Linked DNA regions of Homo sapiens: all the other regions are linked to region 3. The links are chromatin contacts, found by Hi-C or POLR2A ChIA-PET in ENCODE. All regions are on one chromosome and are shown on one strand. The core of a region is the stretch at or near the end of the contact, and the rest is flanking DNA. Distances in the headings are between cores, read along the strand shown.

What was found. A loop is a pair of places that touch in the nucleus more often than their neighbours do. ChIA-PET counts read pairs that join two places held with the same protein, here RNA polymerase II (POLR2A). Pooled maps may share reads with other maps.
Region 1: a pooled map shows a loop between it and region 3 (18-fold over the local background). The contact joins the enhancer-like site here to the promoter of WBP4 in region 3. A Hi-C loop is called at or near these places in 1 of 168 maps with a recorded cell type or tissue (OCI-LY7), 1 of 37 single-sample maps with no recorded cell type and 8 of 50 pooled maps. POLR2A ChIA-PET finds 5 or more read pairs at or near these places in 3 of 52 experiments (CD4-positive, alpha-beta T cell, OCI-LY7 and activated naive CD4-positive, alpha-beta T cell).
Region 2: a map of CD8-positive, alpha-beta T cell shows a loop between it and region 3 (2.7-fold over the local background). The contact joins the enhancer-like site here to the promoter of WBP4 in region 3. A Hi-C loop is called at or near these places in 2 of 168 maps with a recorded cell type or tissue (CD4-positive, alpha-beta T cell and CD8-positive, alpha-beta T cell), 2 of 37 single-sample maps with no recorded cell type and 9 of 50 pooled maps. POLR2A ChIA-PET finds 5 or more read pairs at or near these places in 6 of 52 experiments (CD4-positive, alpha-beta T cell, CD8-positive, alpha-beta T cell, H1 and 3 more).

The regions. Positions count from the first base shown.
Region 1 is chr13:41,491,100-41,495,232 of GRCh38, reverse strand. No RefSeq gene overlaps it. Among named protein-coding and RNA genes, the nearest start is that of RGCC, 36 kb to the right of the region's middle. Within about 2 kb of position 2,177, at least 10 of the 41 ENCODE cell types and tissues checked have a DNase peak (open chromatin) inside an H3K27ac peak, as active enhancers do; they include CD4-positive, alpha-beta T cell and OCI-LY7, where a contact is called at or near this core.
Region 2 is chr13:41,353,598-41,357,750 of GRCh38, reverse strand. NAA16 (N-alpha-acetyltransferase 16, NatA auxiliary subunit) reads right to left here. Exons shown (of 20, transcript NM_024561.5): 10 at 2,535-2,607. It also overlaps the pseudogene RNU6-57P. Among named protein-coding and RNA genes, the nearest start is that of NAA16, 44 kb to the right of the region's middle. Within about 2 kb of position 1,695, at least 5 of the 41 ENCODE cell types and tissues checked have a DNase peak (open chromatin) inside an H3K27ac peak, as active enhancers do; they include CD4-positive, alpha-beta T cell and CD8-positive, alpha-beta T cell, where a contact is called at or near this core.
Region 3 is chr13:41,058,728-41,062,801 of GRCh38, reverse strand. It overlaps WBP4 (WW domain binding protein 4), which reads right to left and starts at 1,293. Exons shown (of 10, transcript NM_007187.5): 1 at 1,127-1,293; 2 at 86-158. The coding sequence starts at 1,128. It overlaps TRE-TTC1-2 (tRNA-Glu (anticodon TTC) 1-2), which reads left to right and starts at 1,993; the gene lies at 1,993-2,064. It also overlaps a transcript of ELF1 not described here. RefSeq lists a silencer at 2,499-2,678.

The sequences.
Region 1 (4,133 bases), core at 928-3,427, 430 kb before region 3:
AATGTTTTTCTTGTCTGCATGCTCCTGGCTCCCTGGCCTCCCATCTTATATAACCTCTCTTATCTGTGCACACGTGCTTGGTAAGGGAACAGCCTTCTGGACACAACTAATCTCTCAATCGGTCCTAGGTCCCCTTGAGATTATGGTGGCAGATTATATTTTGGGTTTGTGGAGCTATTTTCCCCATGGCACATTCACATCTCTGATTTCACCTTCCTGAAACGTTTTTGTTTGAGAGATGCAATGTTTCATCACTTAATCCTTTGGCCCCAGCCTCAGTTTTCTTGTCTCTGAAATGAGGCAGCTTAACTAGAGTGAGCTTTTTTGGATCAGCCCATTGGAGGCAGCATTGGTATCAGACACCAACAGCTCTCATCTTTGGAAGATGTGCTGCCAACTTACCTTCCAGGATCCTGAACTCCATTCTGCTTTAAGTTTGCTTTCCTTCAAGTCTACTTACCTCCCAGAAAACTCCCAAAAAACCCATCCTGTTTCCCAAATTCCTCTCTACTGCCCAAGTTATCCCAGGAACTTACTCTACACTCGTGCTTTCCTAAGAAGCAGGAGGCCCTCCCTCAGAATCCCCTCTGACAGTGGGTAATTCTGCTGCGCCCTTCCCCACCTAGGGCTCTCAGGGCCTCCTTCCTGTAGCTCCAGGCCTCACCTTCAAGATACCCTCAAGGGAAGGGTCACATTCTGGTCCTGCCCCTCCCAGACCTGATCTTGGCTGGGTGGGGGCTTCCTTTGGCTCCGAAGCCACAGCCAAGCCCTGACTCTTCTGGTTCCAGAACAGGCTTTGGCTCTGGGCCTAAGACAGCAGGTCACACACCTCCCAGGAGCCCAAGGGAATGGGCCCTTCCCATGTGCTGCATGAAACCCCAGTTAGGAACATAATCCTGTTCTGTAATGTCGACAAGCAAGGGCGAGCTTCCAGAGGCCGTCGTGCTGTTGCCAGCAGGACAGTCTGGTGAGTTGTTCAACACGAGATCATCTGGGGGCCCTGCCTTCTCCTATAGGTCTGCCAATCAAGACCAATGTCTTTGTCTTCTGTTCCCTCTAATTCATCACACACACACACACACAGGCACACGTGTGCACACACAGACACACACACACATGCATGTGCCCACAGTGTGCTAGCACAATGCCCTCAATGCGGCTTGGAAGACGGGGCTGACTTAGAGTCTTTGAGTTCCAAGAAAAGGTATTGATACAGTGTTAAGATCAGGGTTAGCCTTTTCCTCTACTGCCATTTGGGGTACCTGAAGTTCCACCATTAGATACTCATTCCTTTTGGCCTCAAAGTTCTCGCAGTCTTCAGAGGCCCCTGCTCCCCAAGTTAGTTATAAGTAGCTGCGGAAGGGGCTGTCATGGGCCTCCGGCACCAGTGTTGGCTCTGGATTAATTTATCAGATGCTTTGGTAGAGTGGAAACAAAGTCCTGGAGAATGGAAAGCAAAAAAGGCCTGCATGACGAGGCTGACCAGGCGAGGGGACAAGGCCAAGATGTATCCCACAGACACTGTGTCGTGGCCAGCCTACCTGGGCTGTGGAAGGGGTGGGAGTTTTCTCATTCATTCAATGGACATGGACTGAGTGCTTACTATGTACCAGGCACCATGCTCGCTGCCAGAGATGTGGTGGCAAGCCACAAGGCTCCTGTCTTTGTGGGGCTTATGGTCCAGTTACAGGAGGGTAGGGAGACATTAACCAAAACATCACACTACTGAACATGCCATTGCAAACCAAGATGAGTGCACTGAAGGAAGGTTCTACAAGAACACAGCACCAACAAACAATCTAGACGGATCTGGAAGACTCTGAGAAAGTGATGCTTGAGCTGATCCTAAAGAAGTAGAATTAACTAGAAAAACCGAGCAGAGTGGACATTCCAGGCAGAGGGAACTGAGTGTGCAAAGGCCCTGCAATGGAGCCACCTAACGCTGCCATTGTGGATAGTCATACTCCTTAACCTTCAGTAGACCCTGAACTTGAAGGAAAATGTTCCCTTCTAAAAATGTGTTTCCCTTTCCCTTTCCCTTCCATTCACCCCAGCACTTGATACCAAGCCATGAAGAGAAGGTGAGTTGTGCAGGAGAAAGCCTTAAAAAAAAACAAAACTTGCAGACAGCAGCTATGACAGCCGTTTCCTGTTTGGTGTCTGTCACTGCAAACCTTCTTAGTCAAATAAATTAACACAGGAAGGCATTTTGGAGAAGTACGTGCTTCTTGCACATACTGAAAATTCAAGAAAAATTCCATCTATTTTTCAGAGAAGAGCTGGCAGTCTGAGGATAAGGCCAGAGCCCACCAACTGTATGAACTGAACAGACCCCAGGCCATTTAGTCCGATTAACTTGGAGGAATCTGAGGCCCAGAGAGGGGAAGGGATCCAGTTCACAGCAGGACTGGGGCTTTCACCCTCTCTCCTGCCCCTTTGCCCAGTGTTTTTTCTCTGCCTTCCTCGCTGTGATTGCATTAGGCCAGATTTGCCACTTTCTTCTATCAGACAAGGAATAATGGGGCTAGAACTGCCCTCTGCAGCCACTGTAGGCAAAGCTTAATTTTACCTTGGGTACAGGAGCCCAATGTCCTTGTGGTATGAAAAGGAGGAGGAGGAGTGCCAGACACTTTTTCTTTTCTATATTTGATCATTGCAATGACCCTAGGAGACAGTGACTCACACCTACACTTTACAAATGAGGAAACAGAGCCTCTGAGAGGTTAAAGAGCTTGCTCAAGGTCACCCAGCTACTACAAGGCAGAGCTGGGATTTGAACCCTGTCTAGCCTGAAAGCTCATACTTTCTCCTCCTTTCCTCAGCCCAGACCCAGGGGGATGTTCCCATGGAGAAGCCTCCTCAGGATTCCCAACCTTGACTAATTGCCAATGGCCGCCCTTCTACTGCTCCTCATTTCAGACATGCCTCTCACATGTGGAACATGCAATGTAGCCTACCTCTGTCATGATCCCCCAGGGAAAAGGTATTCATTGGTTCTTCTGTCCCATTCTGGAGGCTGGCTGGTGTATAAATATTTGGGCTGGCACTAGAGCCTCTTACTCTTGGGTGTGTGCAGTATTTGTCATTTTGTTTTGCTCTAACTGTTCCTCCCTGAAATTAGAACAGAGAATTTCCAAACTCAAAAACATACCAGCTTTGCATGCACAATATTCTACCAGCTTCCCATATACAATATCCAGTCTCGTTCTGTTCCAGAAAAGCCCACTAGCTGACACTCTCCAAATAATAATCAGGCAGTTTGCAAGGCCATGGTCTCAGCACTCAGATCTTGGAGGAAGGGGAGTGCAATAGACCCCGCTGACTTGAGGTTACCTATAAAAGCATTTCCCAAGGCATGTTCCAAGGAACACTAATGACTCTGGATTATTGGTAGCTTTTTCATCAACAAACAAAACAAAAACCAAAAACAGACCAAATCTCTTAGCTGCAGGATTTCTCAAAGCCTTCAATATGCTGTGGCAGAGATAACTAGTTGTTCTCCAATAGTCATTCTCTTCCTCTTTCTTTAATAATAAAACTCTTAAATTTTAGCTGAACACATATATGCCAGCTAGATGCTTTTTCCTGGCCTCCCTTTCAGCTGGGAATGAGGATGTAAGATCTGAATAAGGGGATGTGAGCAGAAGTGAGGTGTCTCTTCTAGTCATGTTGTTTAAAGAAATAAGCCTATGTTTGACTTGCCATTTCTCCTTTCTGCTGGCTGGGATGTAAATGTGATGACAAGAGCAGGAGCAGCCACTTTGGACCAGAAAGCCACCTACTCAGCCTTGTACTAATCATCTCTGGATTGTTAGAAAGAAACTTCCATCTTGTTTGAGCCACTGTATCTTGGGGTCTTTGATCCAGAACTTAGACTGGCCCCTAAGTAATATAAGCACTAATATGCATAATGAATCTCCAAGTGGAGCCTATAGCATGCAGCATTTCTCAAGCACATATGACCTTAACAGCAATTTTTGCAAAACGAGTTAGGACTGTTCTCCTTGAAACATATCTTGGGAAACTCTGAAAATACTTTTTTCAACATTCCCAGAACTCCAAACTGTGACTGAGTCCACAGCCCATTTGCCCTTAAGTCATTATCCAAAAGAAGCTTATGGAGTACAAACTAC
Region 2 (4,153 bases), core at 446-2,945, 290 kb before region 3:
AAAAGCAGTCACATATATACACTTACCTGAGTTCTATCCTGTTCCCCATCCTGTACCCTCTAACTACAGAGGAGCAGAAAAGAAATATCAAGCTCTCAAAATGGATTTCAGAAGGGAAGACATACTTGTGTAAAAATGAGGAGGAAAGAGTGAATATACCCACACTACATCAAAACAAACAGGTTTCCTAGCATAGCTGATCAAATGACATGCAAACATACTATAGCACACATTAAAACACAAATAATAAAATAAAGGCAATGAGTTAAGCTTCTACTCTGTTCCTCTTATATAAACTATATTTCAAGGGAACCAAGTATTTGATGAAGGAAAGTTCTTTATAAGAAAAATTCCAGCTAACGAATGCAGAAATTATTAGAATCAACAAGGGATCTAGGCAATGATCTTCAATTGCTGAGAGGCCAATGAGGAATTTTTGTCTTGTTCTATCACCAACACTGGAGTGCAGTGGCATGATCATAACTAACTGTAGCCTGGAACTCCTAGGCTCCAGTGATCCTCATGCCTCAGCTTCACAAGTAGCTGGGACTACAGGTGAGAACCACCGAACGTGGCTAATATTTTAATTTTTTGTAGGGACAGGGTCTCACTTTGTTGCCCAGGCTGGCCTCCAAATCCTGGCTTCAAGAGATCTTTCTGCCTCAGCATCCCCAAAAGTGTTGGGATCACAGGTGTGGAGCCACCGTGCCCCCACGCCGTCATGGACCTTTTTAATGAGTATAACAGGCTGACAACATCTGAATCTTTATCAATCTTAACATCAAAAAAGAGAGAAAACCAGAATGTCTCAAGCTTCCTGACATGACACAACAGGAAGCACAAAGCACCACCCGTATTTAAACAGAACCTGAATCTAATCCAGCAAGTAAACCTAACTATAACTTACAAGTATGAATGACAGTGAAATACAGCAAATGATACCATGAGAAAGGCAATCAACCAAATCTAGAATATGGGATATGTAAGACAAATGACCTTTCAACAAATGACTGTTTTTTTGAAAGGGAGGGGAGAGTTATTGTTCTAGATTAAAATAATGAGACATAACCATCAACTTATGGAGATATAACAACCAATTATTTGGTGTGAACCTTAACTGGATCTATACTCAAATAAACCAAACACAAAGACTTCTTTTGGATAATGGGGGAAATGTGAATGCGGACTGGGTATCAGATATTATGTTATGAGGTTTTGTGTGACATGGCACTGCGATGACTTCTTCTGTTTACGTGTTTTAAATAGAGATGCACACTAAGATTGGGTATCAGATATTATGTTATGAGGTTTTGTGTGACATGGCACTGCGATGACTTCTTCTGTTTACGTGTTTTAAATAGAGATGCACACTAAGATATTTACAGATGAAACAGTAAGTCTGGAATGTGCCTTAAAAAAACTCATAGAGGGTGTGGCAGCTCACACCTGTAATCCCAGCACTTTCGGAGGCTGAGACAGGCAGATTGCTAGAGCTCAGGAGTTCAAGATCAGCCTGGACAACATGGCAAAATCCCACCTCTAGAAACCTCCCCCAAACCCCCGCGTGTGCGCGCGTATGCACACACACACACACGCACACAAAATCAGCTAGGCATGGTGGCACACGCCTGTAGTCCTTGCCACTCAGCAGGCTGAGGTGGGAGGATCACTTGAGCCCAGAAGTTCAGCTTGCGCAACACAGTGAGATCCCCTCTCTTAAAAAACATCAGAAAAATACTCAGAGTAATGACATGTAAGAGACACATAAGGAACCCGGAAGTTACTTTGTGCATGACTGAAAACATTCTAGTGTTTTCTAAAGTAACTTGCCTTGATTTATATATGCTCCTACAAATATAGAAACAAAGGACCAAACTAAAGAGGATTAAAAGTAATAAGAGGGTAGAAAAAGCAGAGAATTTAGGGATTCAGGAAAAACAGGTTCCAATATAAACTAACTACATGGTCTTAGGCAAGCCATTCAACCTCTCAAGTATGTTTCCTCATGTTAAAACAAGGTTAAGCCCAGGTGTGGTGGCTCACGCCTGTAATCCCAGCACTTTGGGAGGCTGAGGCGGGTGGATCACGAGGTCAGGTATTCGAGACCAGCCTGGCCAACATGGTGAAACCCCATCTCTACTAAAAATACAACACTTAGGCAGGAGTGGTGGCAGGCGCCTGTAATCCCAGCTACTCAGAAGGCTAAGGCAGGAGCATCAGTTGAACCCAGGAGGCGGAGGTTGCAGTGAGCCAAGACTGTGCCATTGTACTCCAGCCTGGGTGACAGGATGAGACTCCGTCTCAAAAAACAAACAAACAAACAAAAAAACCGCACAAGGTTAACTCCCATCTCATAGGATTATGGAAAATTTAAATTAAGTAAGATTGAAAGTGCTCTCATTTCATTCACCAATTTGAAAGCCATTTATTAAGTAGCCATTAGGTAGCACACACATAATATACATAAAAGAGCATTACTGTGATTAAAAATGAAATGAGTAATCAAATTCCAATTCAATCTAATTTAAACTTACCATATGGGCTAAAAAAGTCACACGTTTTAAGAGAGGCTTCATAATTAGTAACAAGTTCCTGGATTATAGAAACCTGTTAAAGAAACATATTTTTAAAATTTAAAAATATCTTCTTGAAGGTATTTTTACCTATTATGGTTTAAATTACATTTGGAAAATATACAGCTTATTTCAGAACTATAAATTAATTAAAAGACTAGGGTATCTGCTTTGTCCCCATTCCTAACATGAGTATTTCCCCGCTTTGGAGAAGGGGTGGAAAAAAACACAAAATAATGGACATTGCTATATATATGGACCACTCACAAGACAAAAAAAAAAAAAAAAAAATGGACCACTCCTATAAGGGACACATTATATAAATATTCAGATTTTCTAAAATGTCATGCATTGCAAAAAAGTGAAATGATTCAAGGTTTGAAAATAAGTGAAATTAAAAATGACTCTTTTGCTTATTATTGTTAGCAATCCTACAATATAATAATTGTATTGTACTTACTATAATTACGGGGTTTCTTAACCAATTTACTTATCTACCTACTACAAAATAAGGTCTGGTGCTCACTTCAGCAGCACGTATACCAAAATTGGAACAGTAAGAGATTGGCATGGCGCCTGTGAAAGGATGACACACACATTCATGAAGCGTTCTATATTTTAAAAGGAATATTTCTTCATTGTTTTGTGAAAACTGGGGCTTTGACATCTTTATTTTCAGAAAAACAATTATATTTCTCTTATTTCCCTACGCCTCTTTACAAACTAACCAAAATTCACTATGGTTCCCCTCACACTGAAGTGGTCATGTGTCACAAACTCAACAGATTTTTGCATATATGGCTACAAAAGAAACCTCTTCACGCATACCATTTAATATAAGAAGGTATAATTTAATTAGCTTTATTTTGAATCCGGATTACTCCTCATGCCACAAAGACACAGGACAGTGTCCATGAAACCACTGATCATCCTAGACACTAGTCAAAACACAAGGCCAAACTGTAACACTTTTCAGGCCTACATGATAGCTTTCTCACATGATGCTGCAGTATACGGCAGGATCTCTAGTAAAGTTCAATGGACAATGTGGAAATAAGGTAGGACTATACATTAACAGTAAGGAACATGTGTAAATAAGAGAAAAAGCAGAATGTGAAAAAAATTTACACATACTATGACTTCACTAAAACATGTATGTACAGACACCACATACTCAATGAAAATATGACCAGACATTAGGGTAGTAGAAAATGGGTACATTCTTTGTGTTTTCTTTTTTAAAAAACAAAGATTGTTTAATTTAAAAACAATGGTTCTGAAAGTGTTATCTTCAGATCATTAATAATACTGTTAAACATTAGTGTCACCATCATGTGGCAATTTGTTAGAAATATTCTGTACAATCTGTTTTGGGGTGTGTGTGTGTGTGTGTGTGTGTGTGTGTGTGTAAGAGACAGGGTCGCCCTCTGTCACCTAGGCTGGAGTGCAGTGGTGTGATAGTCGCTCACTGTAGCCTTGAACTCCTGTGCTCAAGCAATTGTCCCACCTCAGCCTCCCAAGCAACTAAGACTACAGGCATGTATTACCATGCCCTGATAATTTTTTTTTTTTTTTTTAAG
Region 3 (4,074 bases), core at 44-2,543:
GCTTTGTAAACTGAGTTTACATCAAAAAGGAGCACTTCATTCAACACAATTATTATTAGAATCTCTAACAGCGGAATTATCATACAGGCCTATTGTCTGCTATCCAGCACTTGCAGTAATCACAGAATTTCTTTGGCTGTGACTTCCAGTAGTCCGCCCTGAAAAAGAGAGACAACAAGGCTAAGCTCATGTAAAACTTAAAAAAGGTTAAATTCTGCATGCTTTACAGTTTTTAAAGTTTGAAATATATGCCCCTGCTACTGAATCTTGTCTTGTTATGTATAGTCGTTTTATTATTTATCTGGTTGGAGCACAGTCAATTGAAATTCTGTTGCCAGCGGAGTAGAAAAAGTCTGTATCTGATTCATTACAAAACTCCCTTCAATAAAATGGCTTTCAAAAATTCCTCACTTGTTATCGTCATCGTTATGAAAAACTAAGGAACATCTTAGAAGAACATTTATCCTTTCTGGCTTTGGGGGAGGTTGCTGTAATGGAAACCTGAAGAAACTCATAAAGTTTGCCTTAAATCAAGTTATTCCCACCAAGAGAACAACGTACAAGACTACTCTGGGGAAAACTGTAGTTCCTCCCAGACTCTCAGTTAAAACAAACTGTTCTTGAGCCTCAAGGCAAGAGAGAACTGGAAAAGCCATGGGACTTCGTAGACGGCCGACAAAAAAAAAAAAAAAAAAAAAAAAAAAACCATTACGCTATCCAGGGCTGGCCGCTTCCAGTGGGCGGGGGAGGCCGCAGCCCAGCCCTAGTTTCACAATACCCTAGGGTTCAGGGGCTTCGGAAACCCAAGGGGTGCATGCGACCCCCGACAGCGTCGTAGAGAGAGCACTGCGTCGCTTCACCCGCGGCCGTCCAACCAGCCCCCTGAACCGGCCGCCGGCCTCCCCCTAGAGCCCGTGCCCCATACCCCAGGGCGTTCAGCGGGGTAACATTTCTACCCCGCCCTGAGAACCGGCCCTGCAGGTCTGGGGCCGGTCCCGAGCGAGTTAAGAACGCGTCTGTCACGCCCCCGGCCGAAGGGCGGGAGGAGAGGAGGGGAAGACCCGGGCGAGAAAGGGCGGCCCAGAGAAACAACACCTCGTTGTTCAGGGCCTGAGACCCAACTCACATGACTGCGCCAGCCGCTCTGCAAGTCGTCCAGGGTTCCACTCAGACTCGCGCTTTCCCAGCGGGACGAGTCGAGCTCTTCCAGCCGCCCGATGCCCACCCGAACCTCCCTCCGATCCAGACACCTTACTCAGTCCCCGGGACCAGCGTTCCGCTGTTCCCAACTACGGGTGCCCAGACGATCCAATCCGCGTTCGAAATCGCCTCCTCTCCCCTCCCCCTACAGGGGCGGTACTCCCGGCTCCAAAGAGGTGGGGTCGGTATAAAGGGGTTGAGGTCACCGGGAAGGGGTAAAAGCGCGACGGGACCTGAGCTGAAGGACGGGATCTCAAGCCTCAAGTCCCTGCGCCATCCCGCCGTCTCTGTGTCCTCCCCTGGGGCCCAAAACCTCCATCCTCCTTCTAGGCTCGCTGGCTCAAGGCCAAGGAGCTCAGCGCGCCGCCTCCGCCCGGAACGCAAACAGCTGTTCCCAGAGACGTCTCCGCTCTCAACTTTGCCAACTACTCCGCACGCACTTTGACCAGCGGAGCAACCGGGACCTGTGGGTCGGGGTCCTCTGGCGGAGTTAAAAAAAAAAGAGGTGAAACTGCGGGACCGGCGCTGCGAGTCGCTAGGCTTCGCCTCAAACTTTGCTGTTGCAGCGGAGCGGCCCCGCCCCTCCTCTCCCCTACGACGCCCACGCGCTCGGATGGGGCTTGTTCCCTAGCTCGGGAGCGTGTGGGCAGCAGCAGCGGCGGCGGCGGCGGCGGCGGCGGCGGCGGCAGCAGCAGCTTCAGTAGCGCAGAGGCGGCGGTGGCGAGAGGTGCGGCGAAGGAGGCAGAGGCACTTATGCTTGTCAGGTGGGTCACGGCAGTTTCTCATAGCACTTCCCATATGGTCTAGCGGTTAGGATTCCTGGTTTTCACCCAGGTGGCCCGGGTTCGACTCCCGGTATGGGAACGCTTCCTTATTTTTCTTTTTTTTTGCAACTATCGGTTTGGAGGGCTGACTTTTTAAATCTTGTGTTCTGGCTCCTTTCTTGTCCCCGTCTGGGTGAGTTTGTAGAAAATAAGCATTACTGTAGTTAGTGGCGCCAGGAGCTGGGCTGCGGCTTTTGGAGCCTCGAGTGCCACGCCGTGCCTGCTGGAGAAGCGAATGCGCTTCCGATCCTTCTCCCTCCCGCCTCCGGCTCACGGGGCTGGTGGGCCCTGAGGGAGTTTCACTTTCCCCTGGGCTGCTCCCCCGCCCCTCCGGCCCGTAGTTTTCCAGACGCCCGGGAGGTGATGATTAACTCCGGCCTTGCGTTATCTCCTCCCAGCGCCCCCGTCCGGCCCACACCCTCTTCAGCCGCTCTTGCGACTCTTCCTATGCAGGACGGGCTGACCCCCCTGCCCTGGGCGCCCCAGAGCCCGCGCCCGGACCAGTAGCTCTAGTGGTTCTCTGGCCGCAGGGTATTTACGAGGCCCCACGGAACACAGTGTGCCTTCCGCGCCCTCCCGGGGGGACGCGCTTTCCCGGCCGCGCAGCCGCCCGGCGCCCCTTTCCGCCGCGTGTGCGCTCGCGTCTCCACCCGCGGCGCCTGAGCAAGCGCGAGGCCGGCCTGCGAGGTCTTCCCAACTTGACTTAAGGGGCGCTGGTCGCAGTCACGGAAAGTACCCTCGAAAAAAGGCCTTTGGGAACGAGAATCTTTTTTCTTTCCCTTTAAAAATACACACCACGAGCTATGGAGGAGAAAAATACCACTCTGATGAGATGGCTTTAAATAAGTATATCGACTTTCCAAAGGGTCTAACATTTTGAGCGCGGTTGATTTAAAGAAAAAAATTGATTAAAACAACGGCAAAACATCCTGGGGTGGAGGTGGGGCTTGGGAAAGAGAAAATTGGCTGGAGACTGGGGAGGGGACGTTAAAACAAAGTTTCACTGTATTTTTAAATATAGAAGCCCTGTGTTTATTACAAAGAAGGGACAGCTGTGTCAGCAGCATGTGAGCTGTAAATGAAACAAAAGCGTTATCTTAAATGCAAGCTGAAATTAGAAAATAGGGTCGGCTATAATGTTTATTGGGCCTCTGGGAACAAACGAAGAAGGAAAAAGTGACTCTTGTAGATGGGTTTCTGGTCAGTGCCATTACTGAAAGCAGATGTTTTGGTTGTTAGTATGTGTGTTCCCAGACTATTTTGTAGCTTTAACTGCACAGTAAATTTGTTAATGTGATCTGCGTGATTAAGGATTAATTAGGCTTACCTTGTTAAAAAGAAAGAAAAAGCCTAAGTATTTTAAATCGTCTTCATTAATTCAAATATTTGTGTGTTTGCTACACACCAAGCACCACCACATGCTTTTGAAGTTACTGATGTTTGTATTCTTTATGTTAGCTAGTGGATAGAATACTGAATGGAATAATATTTTGGTCTTTGTGATTAGCTGTGTGATGAGACTTTTCACCTTCTCTGTTCTCTGGCTTTAGAGCCATACATTTTTGATAACACGTATCACTCACAAATTTTAAATAGAGTTACAAGAATTGTTGAGCGATTCCTGAATAGATAATGAAAGTGGAATTTTCATTTAAATAAGTAATAGTGTGTCATTATTAAGAAGCAGTTACTAAAGAATTACAGTAGTTGAAAATTTGGAAAGAAGGAAAGATAACTCGGATAACTCTGCCTTAATTGTCCCCAGAGAGGGCTTAACTTTTGACTTTTTCTTCTTTTTTTTGTTGAGACGGAGTCTCGCTCTGTTAACCCAGGCTGGAGGGCATTGGCGCGATCTCAGCTCACTGCAACCTCCGCCTCCCGGATTCAAGCTATTCTCGTGCCTCAGCCTCCCAAGTAGCTGGGACTACAGACACCCGCCACCACGCGTGGCCAATTTTTGTATTTTGAGTAAAGACAATGTTTCACCATGTTGGCCAGGCTGGTCTCGAACCCCTGACCTCAGGTGATCCACCCACCTCGGCCTCCCAAA